Linked DNA regions of Homo sapiens: region 2 is linked to region 1. A link is an interaction called in ENCODE POLR2A ChIA-PET data of the cell type or tissue named here. Cell type or tissue: PC-9. All regions are shown on one strand. Each heading gives the region's core, and the rest is flanking DNA. Links, peaks and the distances in the headings are about the cores only.

Region 1 (8,328 bases), core at 8-8,007:
ATTTTTTCTCTAAAATAAGCTTGTCTTTAAGGGGTTAAGTCACGTTTCGTGTTTCTTTCTTCTTTCTTAACTCTTACACTAGCTACTTGGGAGGCTGAAGTGTGGGAATCACTTGCTGCCAGGAGGTTGAGGCTGCCATAAACTATAATTAGCCCATTGTACTCCAGCCCAGGTGACAGAGCGAGACCCTGTCTCTAAAAACAAAACAAAAGCAAGGTTTCCACCTTTAGAAAACTCTCCACTTCGGGCTGGGCGCAGTGGCTCACACCTGTAATCCCAGCACTTTGGGAGGCCGAGGCGGTCAGATCACCTGAGGTCAGGAGTTTAAGACCAGCGTGGCCAGCATGGTGAAACCCTGTCTCTACTAAAAATACCAAAATTAGCCAGGTGTGGTGGCATGTGCCTGTAATCCCAGCTACTTAGGAGGCTGAGGCAGGAGAATCACTTGAACCTAGGAGGCAGAGGTTGTAGTGGGCTGAGACTGTGCCACTGCACTCTAGACTGGGTGACAGAGCAAGACCCCATCTCAAAAAAAAAAAAAGAAAAGAAAAGAAAACTCTCCACTTCTACAGAACTTGCAGTCAAGCGGGGGAAAAAAACAAAAAAAACAACAAATAAGACATTGACGGAGTCTGTGCTGGGAAAGGTACAGGCTTCAGTAACAGCACAATAGAGGAGCCCCCAGCTCAGATTTGAGGGGAAATGATGTGTAAGTGAGATGAAACCTTAAGAACAAGGAGGATTTGCTTAGGGAAGAGAGGGAAGAAGGGTATTCTAGACAAAGGGAATGGCATGTGCAAAGGCCTGGAGTTAAGAAAGATTATGACAAGAGGTTGGGCGTGGTGGCTCATGCCTGTAATCTCAACACTTTGGGAGGCCGAGGTGGGCAGATCACCTGAGGTCAGGAGTTCAGGACCAGCCTGGCCAACATGGTGAAACCCCATCCCTACTAAAAATACAAAAATTAGCCAGGTATGGTGGCGAGCATCTGTGATCCCAGCTACTCGGGAGGCTGAGGCATGAGAATCACTTGAACCTGGGAGGCGGAGGTTTCAGTGAGCCAAGATCATGCCACTGCACTCCAGCCTGAGGGATAGAGCAAGACCCTATCTCCAAAAAAAAAAAAGAAATATTATAGAAAGTTGAGGGGAACTGTGATATTTGGCAGAGGAACACCCCTCTTGTGTTGTGGAAATCCTTCACTGCAAGGAACTTGGGGGAAAACAGAGCCACCCTGCAGAAGCTGAAAGGGCAGACTCTTGCCTGCCTTCTTGGCAACAGGGGAGTGAGCACGTGACCAGGCTTGGCCAGTGGGATGTCCTGCCCAGGACTTTGACTCTTGAGGGAGAGAGAGGAAGGGGCAGGGCCTGTTCTTGGTGGGGAGGTAAGAGTCCAGCCTCAGTGGGTGGACCGTGGCCAGTGGTGGCTGTCCAGGTAGGCTTTTCCTGTGCCATGTCTTTGGCTGTGTTCTTAGCCTAATTACTTTTGGTTCCTACTCATGTTTGGAATTGGTGAAAACCTCACAGTATTCAATAAATTCCTTCACTGCTTAGGTTAGCCACCAAGACTTCTGTTTGGTACAGAGTTGAAAGAGGGTCAGTCTGGCTGGAGTTACAACTCAAGAGGGTAAGGAAAGAAAAAAGGGGGAGAGGAGACAGGGTCCTATGGGAAATTCTCTTGGGGGCTTTTGTGGGAGGCTTTGCTTTCCAGGAAAAAGAGATGCACAAGAAGAAAAACTCCCTTCCTGCCTGCCTCAGGGATGATGCAGCGCTTGAAATGTAGCAGCTATCTTGGGACCAGGAGGGGAGAGCTGCGAGACTCAGAGGGAAGCTGACCTAGGGTCTGACATCACTGAGCTGCTGAATTAAGCAACTCAGATGTCACCTTCTTCCACACTTCCTGTGATGAGAGATAAACCCCTAATGTTCAAACCGCATCTATGTCGGCATTCTGATACTCACTGCCCAAAGCACCTTATGTGACATGGCAAGTAACTTAACCCTGCTGGGCCTCAATTTCTCTTTGCAAAATCAGGATGCCGATACCCACTTCACAGGATCACAGTGAGTATCAGATTACATAATGGATGTAAAGTACTTAGCACGGTGCCCTACTCATGGTAAGCACTCAGTAAATGTTAACTATTACTACCTGCGTCAAAGACATAGAGGAGATGAGCTTGTTTTGTGGGAGGGTAGAGAGGAGAGAAGAATGACGACTAAAAGCTGGGAAGCCAACACTTGAGGGGAAAGGAATCAGAGAATGACTAGAGACTAAAGAAGAAAACCTGAAATTTCATTCTACCCACCACATCCTTTTTTTTTTTTTTTTTTAAGACGGAGTCTCACTCTGTTGTCCAGGCTGGGGTGCAGTGGTGTGACCTTGGTTCACTGCAACCTCTGCCTCCGGGGTTCAAGCAATTCTCCTGCCTCAGCCTCCTGAATAGCTGGGATTACAGGTGCCTGCTACCATGCCTGGCTAATTTTTGTATTTTTAGTAGAGGTGGGATTTCACCATGTTGGCCAGGTTGGTCTTGAACTCCTGACCTCAGATGATCCCCCACCTTAGCCTCCCAAAGTGCTGGGATTACAGGCATGAGCCACCGTGCACGGCCACCACATTCTTTTTCTTTTTCTTTCCCCTTTTTTTTTTTTGAGACAGAGTTTCACTCTGTTGCCCAGGCTGGAGTGCAGTGGCTCGATCTCAGCTCACTGCAACCTCTGCCTCCTGGGTTCAAGCGATTCTCCTGCCTTAGTCTCCCAAGTAGCTAGGATTACAGGTGCCCACCAACAGACTCGGCTAATTTTTATATTTTTAGTAGAGACGAGGTTTCACATGTTGGCCAGGCTGGTCTTGAACTCCTGACTCAAGTGATCCACCCACCTCGGCCTCCCAAAGTGCTGGGATTACAAGCATGAGCCAATGCCCTCAGCCCATTCTATCAATTTTTATCTGCCCTGTAAGGCCTTTGTTGATCTTTCCTTCCTTCCCAAGCCTGGCCTTTGTCCCATCTCTTCACTTAACTCTGTTAAATGTGGGGTTCATGATATCAGCTTGACAATCCCAGATTCTTTCATTCAGGAATTCTCTGGACATGCATCAAATATATCTCTTGGAGACACTCTCATTTCCAGGAGTTCCCAGTTGATATGCAAATTAGGCCTTTATAGTTACTTCCAGACACTTGGAAACTGTGAGTAAAGCTTCTCCAGTCTGCCTCTCCAGTCTATTCTATTAACCACTATGCTATGTTGTCTCTCATATGTAGTGGGACACTGATTAGTGTTTATTGATAGAAATGATGAAGAAGGAGTGTTACCAAAGCCAAATAAAAAGTTTCTGGGAGTGTATTAGTCAGCTTCAGCTAAGTTATATTGCAGCGACAAATAACCCCAAAATATCAGCTTACAGAAAGGGTTACATGTTAGCTGCAGGTGATGCAGGCTGAAGGTTCGGTTCTTGGAAGAGAGGGAAAAGGTACACTGGTATGCTGGTATAACTTGCATTAGAGAAAGCTGATAGTGTATATCTCTTCCCAACTTTGTGCTCAGTAATGTCACATTGGTAGCTTGAAATCAGTTATGGTGGAAGTACATATACTACAGAATGTGGCAAATATTTTCCCTCTAGAAGAGCCAGTTGTTAAATGTTTACTAGCACAGGACTGGAAAAAAGGAAAATGATGGGATCTCTTGTTGGCCCTTAAACCTTCTGCCTAGAAATGGCACAGGCCATGGAAATGCTACAGGTCACATGCACTTACATTGTACTTGTCAAAGCAAGTCTCATGGACAAGCTGCAGTCAATGGGGCCAGGAATGTACTTCTTCCACTGAGAGGCACTCAGTAGGTGAGGCAGGGAATATTCATGAACAATAGCACAATCTTCCTTCCTGGCGGAGTCAAAGGTGAGGACTGAGAAAAATCCCTTGGAATTGGCCTCAAGGAGTTTGCCCTTTAACATGAGAGCAGTTTCAGCTGAAGGAAGTGACTTTTATTTTACTCTTGCCTGTGGTGATCAGAGTTCTCCACCGATTAATTTTTAAAAGTTACCATTTATTGAGCAAGGATTGGTACCAAGCCCTGTGATCAGATCTCTACATACAATCTCACTGAGTCATCACAATACACTTGCTATGTCAAAACTATTTTTTCTTTTTTTTTTGAGATGGAGTCTTGCTCTGTATCCAGGCTGGAATGCAGTGGCATGATCTTGGCTCACTGCAATCTCTGCCTCTCAGGTTCAAGTGATTCCCCTGCCTCAGCCTCCTGAGTAGGTGGGACTACAGGTGCACACCACCACACCTGGCTAATTTGCCAGAACTATTATATCCCTACTTGATGCATGGGGAAACTGAGGCTTAACTCGGCATGGTTAATTGGCTTGCTTGAAATCACACAGCCGGTGAAGTCTCCCACCACACAGCATTTTCTTTTGTGGCAGACTGTACTGTTTTCCACAAATATTTGATGTCTCTTGCTGTGAAAGGATTATTTGTTTCTGTTCTGTTGAACTTGGGTGAGGGCATATGACTTGCACTGGCCAGTGAAATGAGAACAGAAGTAGCGTGCATGACAATTCAAGGGAGAAGCTTTTGAGAGCCAGGGCAGGATTCACATGTTCTTTTCACCTCAGCAGTCATGGCAGACTGTTGAGATGGAACCTCCACCAGACTAGGTCCCTGAGAGACAAACCACCTGCAGCAGAGCCCCCTAGTCAATCCAAATGAGCAGGTAGTATGAGCAAGGGTTTTATTTATTTTTATTTTTTATTTTTTTGAGATGGAGTCTTGCTCTGTCACCCAGGCTGGAGTGTAGTGGCACTATCTCAGCTCACTGCAACCTCCGCCTCCCGGGTTAAAGCAATTCTCCTGCCTCAGCCTCCTGAGTAGCTGGGACTGCAGGCATGCGCCACCATGCCTGGCTAATTTTTGTGTTTTTAGTAGAGACGGGGTTTTGCCATGTTGGCCAGGCTGGTCTCGAACTCCTGACCTCAGGTGATCCACCCACCTTGGCCTCCCAAAGTGCTAGGATTACAGGCATAAGCCACTGCGCCCAGCCTTATTTTGTTATTTTTAAGCTACAGAGGTCCAGTAGCTTAAATTTTCCCCAGTTGTTTCTTCTAAAGCAAAACCTCATGCATCCTAACTGTTCTATCCCTCGTGAGGGCCAGACAAAGAGGCTGGACAGGAAGCTCTTGCTGAGTATGCCAAGACCTACTTACCTTGGTCAGTAGAGATGTAGACTGAGTTCCAGGGGGTTTGTGGACTTTAAGTTCCAGTTACCTACACAGACCAACTCCCCCCTACCTGGCAGCGTGCATCTCTCCTGTGTCTTTTTTTGGGCTTCACAGCCCACTTGACCTAGGACCGCTTCCCAATTTTTGTAACATGCTTCCTGTTCCTTTGTCAACCAAACCACAACCATGAGATGTGGTTTTCTAAAGAACTGGCTAAGTCCAAGCCACCTGAACAAGCAAAGCCTTTCTACTACTGTTTTGAGGTCACTGTGGCGAAATTCCGATTTCCATAAAAGTCGCCAGCTTCCAAGAAAAGGCGTATGATATTAACAGCAACAAAAACGCCCTCAGCTGGGAAATGCTACACATTAGACATGGCCTGTGAGGAAATCCTTGTGGAGGGAATCAAAGTGCTGGGATTACAGGTGTGAGCCACCACGCCCGGCCTAACATTTAATTTATAAATTAGGGCCAGGCATAGTGGCTCGCACCTATAATCCCAGCACTTTGGGAGGCTGAGGAGGGAGGATCGCTTGAGGTAAAGAGTTCGAGACTAGCCTGGGCAACATGGTGAAACCACATCTCTACAAAAAACACAAAAATTAGCCAGGCATGGTGGTGTGGACCTGTAGTGCTTGCTACTCGGGAGGCTTAAGTGGGAGGATTGCTTGAGCCTAGGAGGTTGAGGCTGCAGTAAGCTGTGATTGTGCCACTGCCCTCCATCCTGGGCGACAGAATGAGACCTTGCCTCAAAAAGAAAAAAAAATTATAAATTAGGCACAGCAAGAGATTAATAACAATAACTAATAATAAAACAATTACAGCAATACACTATAATTATGTGAATGTAATCCCTTTATCTCTCTGAAAATATCTTATTGTGCTCTGCTCACCCTTCTTGTGATCTGTTGATCTGATAAATAGGACCGCTACTAAGCTACTAGCTGGTGGGTGGTGTATACAGCATGGATACGCTGGACAAAGGGATGATTCACATCCTGGGTGAGATGGCTCCAGATTTCATCATGCTGCTCATAAAAGCATGCAATTTACAACTTATGAATTGTTTATTTCTGGAATTTTCCCATGTAATATTTTTGGATCACATTTGTCCTTTGGTAAGTGAAAGTGCAGAAAGGGAAACTGGATAATAGGAAACTACTGTGGTTAGGAAACAGACTCAGCTACTATAGCAGAGACTCCAAAATAACAATGACTTAGACAAGATAGGTGCTTACTTCTTGCTTATGTCAAAACCCTGGCAGGCAAGGGGCAGTGGATATGGTGGCTCTACCATCAGGGAACCCTGGCTTTTTCTGTCTCCTTGGTTTGACATCAACATGCGGCTTCCTTCCTGTGGTCCAAAAGGGCAGCTCCAGCTCCTACCATCACTTCTGCATTTCAGCCAGCAGGAAGGAGTAATGGGGCAGTGGGGGATGCCCCCCTTCCCTCTAAAGGCATAACCTGGAATTGCACCTGTTACTTTCATTCTCATTGCACTGACCGGAACTTAGTTACAATGCCACGACTAGCAGCCGGGGTACTGGGAAACATAGCTTTTATTCTGGACAGACATATGCCTAGCCAACAGGTAGAGGCTCTATTACTAAAGGAAGAATAGGGAGAGCATTAACATTTAAAAAGACTAGCAGAGGAGGTCGCGGCGCCGGAGGCCCCAGAAGGCTCGAAGGCGCCGCGGGCTGGGGTCGGTGGCTTAGGGAGCCCGTCCGGCCATGGTGGCCGCGGGTGGTGGTTGGCGCGGCTGCGCTGCGGCCCGGGGCAGTGCGGAGCCGGGACAGTCGCGGCGCTGACGCCCGCGGGCCCCAGCTGCAGATATGAAGCGGAGCCGCTGCCGTGACCGACCGCAGCCGCCGCCGCCCGACCGCCGGGAGGATGGAGTTCAGCGGGCAGCGGAGCTGTCTCAGTCTTTGCCGCCGCGCCGGCGAGCGCCGCCCGGGAGGCAGCGGCTGGAGGAGCGGACGGGCCCCGCGGGGCCCGAGGGCAAGGAGCAGCCGCCTGCCTTGGCCTCCCAAAGTGCCGAGATTGCAGCCTCTGCCCGGCCGCCACCCCGTCTGGGAAGTGAGGAGTGTCTCTGCCTGGCCGCCCATCGTCTGGGATGTGAGGAGCCCCTCTGCCTGGCTGCCCAGTCTGGAAAGTGAGGAGCGTCTCCGCCCGGCCGCCATCCCATCTAGGAAGTGAGGAGCGCCTCTTCCCAGCCGCCATCACATCTAGGAAGTGAGGAGCGTCTCTGCCCGGCCGCCCATCGTCTGAGATGTGGGGAGCGCCTCTGCCCCGCCGCCCCATCTGGGATGTGAGGAGCGCCTCTGCCCGGCCGAGACCCCGTCTGGGAGGTGAGGAGCGTCTCTGCCCGGCCGCCCCGTCTGAGAAGTGAGGAGACCCTCTGCCTGGCAACCACCCCGTCTGAGAAGTGAGGAGCCCCTCCGCCCGGCAGCTGCCCCGTCTGAGAAGTGAGGAGCCTCTCCGCCCGGCAGCCACCCCATCTGGGAAGTGAGGAGCGTCTCCGCCCGGCAGCCACCCCGTCCGGGAGGGAGGTGGGGGGGGTCAGCCCCCCGCCCGGCCAGCTGCCCCATCCGGGAGGGAGGTGGGGGGTCAGCCCCCCCGCCCGGCCAGCCGTGCCATCCGGGAGGGAGGTGGAGGGGTCAGCCCCCCGCCTGGCCAGCCGTGCCGTCCGGGAGGGAGGTGGGGGGTCAGCCCCCCGCCCGGCCAGCCGCCCCGTCCGGGAGGTGAGGGGCGCCTCTGCCCGGCCGCCCCTACTGGGAAGTGAGGAGCCCCTCAGCCCGGCCAGCCACCCCGTCCGGGAGGGAGATGGGGGGGTCAGCCCCCCCACCCGGCCAGCCGCCCCGTCCGGGAGGGAGGTAGGGGGGTCAGCCCCCCGCCTGGCCAGCCGCCCCGTCCGGGAGGGAGGTGGGGGGGTCAGCCCTCCGCCCGGCCAGCCGCCCCGTCTGGGAGGTGAGGGGCGCCTCTGCCCAGCCGCCCCTACTGGGAAGTGAGGAGCCCCTCTGCCCGGCCAGCCGCCCCGTCCGGGAGGGAGGTGGGGGGGTCAGCCCCCCGCCCAGCCAGCCGCCCTGT
Region 2 (8,328 bases), core at 281-8,280, 620 kb before region 1:
CACCTTCTAACTGAAATATTGGACAGAGAGTTTCCATCGTTGTAGTATTTTGTTTAATTATTATCCTTATAACAGGGATAATAGTTACCAACAAAAAGGAAGCATGAAAGTTTTACTATCACCGAGTCTGCTAGGACTTTTTATTGGGTTTAGTGATACATCACACCCTTTAGCTCCTACAATATCAGCCATGGCCCATTTGTACAAAAAGACTAATTCTTGGGTCTGTCCTGAGCAATTTGCTCAGTTCAATAACGCTAAGGAAACTGCACTATAGTAGCAATGGTCCCCAACCTACTATTTTTAAATTGCACTGACATGGAATTGCACTGACATGAGAATATCCTCATGATGACTCTTGAATTGGAAAAACTGGCTATCAGCTTCCCAGTTTGCACAACTAATCAAGAAATAATGTGGGGTCACTGGCACAAATGATGAGGCATCTCTGGGAAGTTTAACTTCCTATCTGTCCAATCTCTTGCCCCACATCATCTGGGGACATCCCTAACCTAGGTCCTTTTTAGAAAGTGCACTATCTTGGAAGCCAGAGCTGCAGCCAGGTCAAGCTGGACTGGTGATATGGAGCCCCCGTACCAGTAAACCCACAAGCAGGTCCATGAGATCCAGTCTCACATGGGATGCCTGGAGATGGCAGACAAGCAGTTTTCACACTTAGTAGAAAATGAAATCCAAGCAAGCACAGACCAGATATTCAGGGGTCTAGAACATCTGGAGATTTTGTCTAGCAAGGAGCCCCCTAACAAAAGGCAGAATGCCAAACTTCAGGTTGACCGGTTAAAGTATGATGTTCAGCACCTGCAGACTGCTCTCAGAAACTTCCAGCATTGACACTATACAAGGGAGCAGCAGGAGAGACAGCAAGAAGAGCTTTTCAAAACTTCACCACTAACAATTCTCAATTGCAATCCTCTGACAATGTTGAAGATTCGTATCTGTTTAAATTGCCGGCATTGCCGGGCGCAGTGGCTCACGCTTGTAATCCCAGCACTTTGGGAGGCCGAGGCGGGCAGATCACCTGAGGTCAGGAGTTCGAGACCAGCCTGACCAACATGGAGAAACCCCATCTCTACTAAAAATACAAAATTAGCTGGGCATGGTGATGCATGCCTGTAATCCCAGCTACTCGGGAGGCTGAGGCAGGAGAATCGCTTGAACCTGGGAGGCAGAGGTTGCGGTGAGCCGAGATTGCGCCATTGCACTCCAGCCTGGGCAACAAGAGCATAACTCCATCTCAGAAAAAAAAAAAAAATTGCCAGGATTAAAATATCTAGACATTGGAACAACACAAATCCCATTACAACAATTGAAAATATCCTCATGATGACTCTTAAATTGGAAAAACTAGCTATCAGCTTCCCAGTTTGCACAATTAATCAAGAAATAATGTGGGGTCACTGGCACAAATGATGAGGCATCTCTAGGAAGTTTAACTTCCTATCTGTCCAATCTCTTGAACAGAAATGCCAGTTAGTTACTTCGTTTTGTTTGTTTGTTTGTTTTTTGAGACAGAGTCTCACTCTGCTGCCCAGGCTGGAGTGCAGTGGCACGATCTCGGCTCACTGCAACCTCTGCCTCCCAGGTTCCAGCAATTCACCTGCCTCAGCCTCCCGAGTAGCTAGGATTACAGGTGCCCACATCTACACCTGGCTAATTTTTGTAGTATTAGTAGAGATGGGGTTTCACCATGTTGGCCAGGCTAGTCTTGAACTCCTGACCTCAGGTGATCTACCTGCCTTGGCCTCCCAACATACTGGGATTACTGTCATGAGCCACTGTGCCCAGCCAGTTAATTACTTTGAATGTGTCTCTAAAACCTGAGTTGGGGCCTTCTGTAGGACTGGAGATGGTTCAACCTTCTCAGGTGGCTCTGATGGCTGAGCTGGTATCTCCCATTGCAGTAGAGGACTGACCTCTTCAGTGGACTTTGGAGGACCACCTGAGGCTTCCTGCTGGCTTGTAGATGGTTCAACCTCCTTAGGGGGCTCTGGTGGCTCAGCTGGGAACTCTTGCAGGACTGGAGAAGGTTCTACTTCCTTAGGGGGATCTGGAGTCTGAGCTGTGGCCTCTTGCTGGGCTGGAGATTCAATCCGTTCAAGAGAATCCAGAGGTGGGGAAGGGGTATAAGGCTGGGTTAGAGAAAAGTCAGCCTGCTCAGTGGGAATTGGAGGGTTGTCCTGCTGGAATGGAGAAGGTTCAACCTCGATAGTGACTGCTATAGGTATGGTAAGCTCCATATCCACATTTTTAACTGTGGTATTAGTTGTGAGGTCAGCCGAGGAAAAGGACAAGGAGACCCAAAGTCAGGCGGGCAAGTTTTTATTGTCCTGCTGGGCTGCTCCTTGACTAGCAGAGGAGACAGCCCTGCTTACAGGCTGCAACAGGGCTTTACAGGGCAAGGAACTGGGTCGGGGTATGTGAACTGAGTTGGGAGCAGGTGTTCTGCCTGCTTCCTGGAGATGTTTTTGCCAGCTTTGTTAAGCAAGGTTAGCAGACATGTTAACCGCGTCCTGTAACTGTTTGCCAGTTTAGCTGAAATCTTCTGGACAAACAGTTACTGGAGGGGTCAGTGAAAGGGGGTTTGTCTTTTGCCCTGAGGTGGCTGTGTGGAGAGCGCAAGGGACTGTATTGTAAGGCCTGTGGGAAGGAAAGAGAACAGTCTGGTCGGGGTGACCCTAGCATTAGTCAAAGTTGAATTACTTCTGAATATTGAAGACAGATCTAGAGTTGAAAATACCATCTCATCATTCAATGAACTTAAAGTCTGAGGAGAGCTGAGCTGGAGGCTGAGTTGTGGGCTTTTGATGGACTGGAGGAAGTTCATCATTTTCAGGGGTATTTAGCTGCTAAATTATAATCTCTTGCTGGTCTTTCAAATGTTGAAACTGCTCAGGGGACATTAAGGACTGAGCTGGGACCCCCTGTTGTGTTAAAATTTCAACCTGATTAGTGAACTCTGGAGTCATGGAAACCATGTGATCCGCAGGTTTAACAGTGACATTTGCAATGTTGGAGGCTGAACTTGATCATGACTTAGAGGAGAAACTATCACCTCATGATGCTCTGGACATTGAGCTACAACTTCATTAGGGGGCTCTGAAGGCTGGGATGGGGCTTCTTGATGGGTTGGAGAAGACTCAACCTCCTCAGGGATCTGTGGATGCTCAGCTGCAGCCTCCTGCTGGGTTGGAAAGGGTTTCTCATCCTTAATAGTTTCTGGAGATTGAAGTCTACCGTTTAACTGGTAAAGGTCCAGCCTCTTCTGATGACTCTGGAGGCAGAGATGGGCCCCCATGCTGGGTGGCGGAAGGTTCTGCATCATTAATTGGCCCTGAGAGCTGAGCTGTAGCCTCCTGGTGGATTAGAGAAGTTTCCACCTCTTCAGTAGGCTACGTTGCTATGGTGAGCTGCATATCTGGAGACTTAACAGTGACACTGGGCAAATCTGAATGCTGAGCTTGAGGTAAAACTGTTAATTCATGATGTTTGGAGGCTGAGCTGGGATCTCCTCCTGGGCGGGAGAAGGTTCAACCTCTCCAGAAGACTCAGAAGGCTGAGCTGGCTGCTCCTGCTCTCTGGAGAAGGTTCAGGCTCCACAGGAGGACCTGGAGGCTCAGCTGGGGCCTCCTTTTGGGTTGCAGAAGGTTCTACCTCCTCTGGAGACTGGGTTGGGGCCTGCTGCTGGGCTGGAGAAGATTCAGTCTCCTTGGTAGGCTCTGAGGTTATAATAAGCTCTGCATCCACAGGTTTAACTGTAACAGTGGGCAAGTTATAATGAGCTTGATCCTCACCAAGAGGGTGAAGTGTCACCTCATGATTCGGTGGAGTTTGAGCTGCACTCTCCACAGAGGACTCTGGAGGCTGAGCTGGGGCCTCCTGCTGGGTCTGAGAAAGTTCACCTCCCCAGGAAATTCAGAATGCTGAGCTGGCTTCTCCTGCTCACTGGGGGAAAGTTCAGCCTCCACAGGAGGACCTGGAGGCTCAGCTGGGGTCCCTTGGTGGGTTGCAGAAGGTTTCGTCTCCTCAGGGTGCTCTGGTGTCTGAGCTGGGTCCTCTAATTGGGTTGAGGAAGAGTCCACCTCCTCAGGGTGCTCTGGAGGCTGAGCTGCGGCCTGTTCCTGGCTTGACGTAAGTTCCTTACCTGGCTCTGGAGTTACTGTAAGCTCCACATCCACAGGTTTGACTGTGACACTGGGCAAGTGTGAGTGCTGAGCTTCACTCCAACTTTTTTTTTTTTCTTTTTGAGACGGAGTCTTGCTCTGTTGCCCAGGCTGGAGTGCAGTGGCGTGATCTCAGCTCACTGCAACCTCTGCCTCCCGGGTTCAAGCAATTCTCCTGCCTCAGACTCCTAAGTAGCTGGGATTACAGGCGCCTGCCGCCACGCCTGGCTAATTTTGTATTTTTAGTAGAGATGGGGTTTCACCATACTGGCCAGGCTGGTCTCTTGGCCAGGTTGGTCTCGAACTCCTGACCTTGTGATCTGCCCACCTCAGCCTCCCATGCTGGGATTACGGGCAGGAGCCATCGCGCCTAGCTGCTTCACTCCAACTTCTAAATAGAACATTTACCTCATGATGTATTGATGGCTGAGCTACAATCTCTTCGGAGGCAGGTAGCTGCTATGCTGGGGCCTCCTGCTCTGTTGAAGTAGAATAGACCCTCTCAAGGGACTGTGAAGGCAGAGCTGGGGCCTCCTGCTGGGTTGAAGAAGGTTCTACCTCCCCAGGGAGCTGTGGAAGCTGCTCTGGGGCTTCTTGCTGGAGTGAAGAGGACTGGATCTCTTCAAGGTCTCTGGATTTTGAGTTTCGGGCTCTAGGTGAAATTGAAAAAGTCCAACTTGCTCAGGGGGCCCTGGAGGCTCGTCTGAGTTCACCTGGAGTTCTGGGGACAGGGTGCCTGGATACAGTATATCCATACTTCCATCTAAATATCCTGCAAAGTTTGTTTCTGACGCTGAGGTTTTTATACAAATCGGTGTGGAGTTCCAGCCACAACCTTAGCAAGCCTCCGATGCTAAGCTAGACCTTTCTTCAGGTTCTTGGGCCAAACAATAAGCTTCGTTGCTTGTGAATTCTATCCAGAGGTAGAACAAGTATTTCATATGCCTGATGATCTGCAGCCTGATCTAGATTTGCAGTTTTAACCTTACTTTTGAGGCAAAGAGTCCGAGCTAGGGCCTGGTTCTGATCCCAGTCCAGCATTGGGACCACCTCTGGGAGCCTTTCTTGCCGAGTCAGCTTGTCATTCAGATCCTGGTGTGCAGCAACGAACTGCTCTGGCCACGGGGGCAGCTCTCCAGCTGTATCCGTGTCCAGGAATGGAACCAAAGTCTTGGTGAAAGTCTCAGTCGATTCCTGAGGCAGAGCTGACATCTGGGAGGAAGCAGAGGACCCCAGGTATTCAAAGGCCCCGGGTCTGCGTGGTGGGGGGAGGGTAAGCGCATGGGGGCGATTCGGGTGGGAGATCAGAGGAGCGGGAAAACAAGGGCTCATCGGCCACAGGGCATCGGAGATCAGCTGCAGCGGGTCCTGGACCCACTCCAGAGGCTGAGCCGCCTGGACGAGTAGCCACAATAGTTGCTACGTGAGGAGGGGGTCGTGGGAGCCAGAGGCACAGCCGGGACGTGACATGCGCTGGCGCCGCGCACAGAGCTGGAGCCATTCTGGCAGCCCCAAGACGCTAGCGCCCCTAGCAACCGTGGGCACCGCCCCCTCCTTTATAAGCAAATTTTATTAGGTGAGGTCTAGATCCGCTCCGCGTCACCAGGGCGATCTCATCCCACAATCCTGCCCAAGCCTCCCTTCTCGCCCCGCCCCGCAGGAACACTCCTCCCCTCCCCTAAGCGAGGAAGGATTTGGGCAGCAGACCTTGGTGGTCCCAAGACTCCAGCAGCCTATTGTGGTGGTGGTGGTGGTGGTGGTGGTGGTGGTGGTGTAGGGTTGGGTGGGGTGGGGTGCAGGCGCGGCAGAGCTTCCCAAGGAAGTCACGGGACCTCACCTCGGGATATTCAGAGGTGCTAGTCCAGTTCTGGCAGCCTGAATTCTTTCTCCTCCAAGCTGAAATCCGAGAGATAATCTTCCTCCTCTTGGCCAATACGGCTTCCAGGGAAAACAACTGACCTGCAAAATCTGCGCCAGTTAGGGTGGCAGGCAGAACACACATTATGGTCATTTATTCCAAAATGTTGCCATTTTCGCTAAACTTTCGATACCCTTTGTTGCATGTTTGATAATTAATTCACCGCCCTATTAGGTACGGGCTGCCAGGCAACAAGCGAGGACTGCAAATTTTCTGTAGGACAGGTTTTGGGGTGTGGGCAATTCAGTCTGAGAGAGAAGGCCTTAATGCGAGTGAACAGCCCTTTGCACTAGCCTGGGAGGAGGCCAAAATGTCATCCTGCCTTGACTTAACACAGCCTTTACCCTAGAAGCTACAGCGCCACTCTCAGAGGTCTACCCTATGTGCACACATGGAGAAGACGCTTAGGTTGTTAAAGTCAGCATGTTAAATAATTTCCTGAAATGCGACTATAACGAGAACTCAGCTGGCTTCACCCACAGCCATTCTTACCTATTTTATTACTCATTGTCTGGCACAATCACAAAGTGCAGGTGATACTGACACCTACTTTTTAGGGTTTTTTGATGATTTAATTTGATAATGAATGTACACTGCTTTGCAAACAGTGAGCTTTCAATAAAAGGTACCTATTGTAATTCTCAAAAAAAAAGTGCACTATCTTGAATACGCTGAGCAAAGAGACCTATCATTTCCATGCCCTCATGTAGAGGTTTAACTGAAAGAGAAGATTGGGAGGGCACACACATGACAATCTCATCTTAGAAGGACCATGGATGGGGAATTCCATAACCAGAGGCCTCTTCCGGTTTGCTGGTATTCCTCTCCTTGAAAGGTCAGCATTTAATGTTTCCATTATGATGCAACGAGGATGGAAGGCAACATTAGGAGCTGTGGAAGCACAACAATCCATAGACTCTTTAGCCATCGACTGGCCCTCGATGTCCTTACAGCAAAGGTGGGGTACCTGTGCAGTCTTAAATGAAACATGCTGCTTCTGGATAAACACCTTTAGTCAAGTAGAAGAAAACTTACAGATGCTTAAAGATCAAGTAAAAATCATTGACAGGTCAAGAGAAAATGCAGGTTCCAGCCCTGGATGGCTACAATCCCTCTTTAATGAATTCCAGTCTTCTTTGTGGAACTGGTTAGCTCCATTATTAAGCCCTCTCTTGCTCATGTGACCTTGTCTGCTCAATATTATAACTCAAATTGTTTCCTCTTGCCTAGAAGCAATCAAACTCCAAATGCTGCTGCAGACTGAACTATGCATGAGCACGCCTTTCTTCCAAGGACCCTTAGATAGACCTCAGGAGGAGTCCTAGCTGCTGTTCCCCACACAACGCCCCTTTTCAGAAGGAAGTAGCCAGAAAGAGTCATTGCCCAACACTCCCTAACAGCAGTTAGGGTTACCACTCCAGAGCGGGGAATGATACAGGAGTTAAGAAGAAATTACTTAGGCAGATAGTAAGGGTATGGGAGTCCTCGGTAAGGCTTTTCTTTTTAATGAAAAGCAGCCCCAAATCATTAAATCACTTTCTTTCTTTTTTTTTTTTTTTTTTTTTTTTTTTGAGACAGAGTCTTGCTCTGTGGCCCAGGCTAGAGTGCAGTGGTGCAATCTCAGCTCACTGCAACCTCTGCCTCCCAGCTTCAAGTGATTCTCATTCCTCAGCCTCCTGAGTAGCTGGGACTACAGGTGTGTGCCACCACGCCCGGCTAATTTTTGTAATTTTAGTAGAGTCGGGGTTTCACCATGTTGGCCAGGCTGGTCTCGAACTCCTGACCTCAAGTGATCTGCTGGCCTCAGCCTCCCAAAGTGCTGGGATTATAGGTATAAGCCACTGTGCCCGGCCCTCCAAATCATTTTCTAACAAAGAGCAGCCTGCAAGCTGGGAGCTTGCATGGGTGAATGCTGGCAGGAAAGAACTAAGGACTAGACATGTTTAAGATGGCAGCTCCATCTTCCCTTCTCTGCCAGCCACGTGTATTGTAAAGGAGCAGACATGATGGTGCCAATCAACTGGAAAGCCCATTTGCATAGTAAGATTAAGATGAGGCAACCAGTCTTCCCTGTATACTATGTAAATGTCATACCTTATTGAACCAATTAAGCACTACATAAATCAGACACCACCTCCTCAAACTGGACTATAAAACTCAGTGCATTCACCGACAGCCAGTCCTTTTCCACTCGGTCCTTTCCGCTTGGAGACACCTTCCTCCATGGAG

What was found. ChIA-PET counts read pairs that join two places held together with the same protein. Peaks named below come from ENCODE experiments on the same cell type or tissue, not always from the same donor. Only the 100,000 strongest peaks of a DNase experiment are listed, where the experiment ranks them.
Region 2: POLR2A ChIA-PET joins it to region 1 with 21 read pairs; 2 of 35 experiments call an interaction of 5 or more read pairs at or near these places.

Annotation. Positions count from the first base shown.
Region 1 is chr1:33,044,097-33,052,424 of GRCh38, forward strand. No RefSeq gene overlaps it. Among named protein-coding and RNA genes, the nearest start is that of AK2, 11 kb to the left of the region's middle. In PC-9, for the core only: CTCF peaks have their summits at 6,629 and 6,838; DNase peaks (open chromatin) are centred at 4,105 and 6,245; H3K27ac peaks cover 3,359 bases.
Region 2 is chr1:32,421,397-32,429,724 of GRCh38, forward strand. It overlaps the pseudogene LRRC37A12P. Among named protein-coding and RNA genes, the nearest start is that of BSDC1, 31 kb to the left of the region's middle. In PC-9, for the core only: no CTCF peak of the experiment used is centred there; no DNase peak of the experiment used is centred there; H3K27me3 peaks cover 6,351 bases.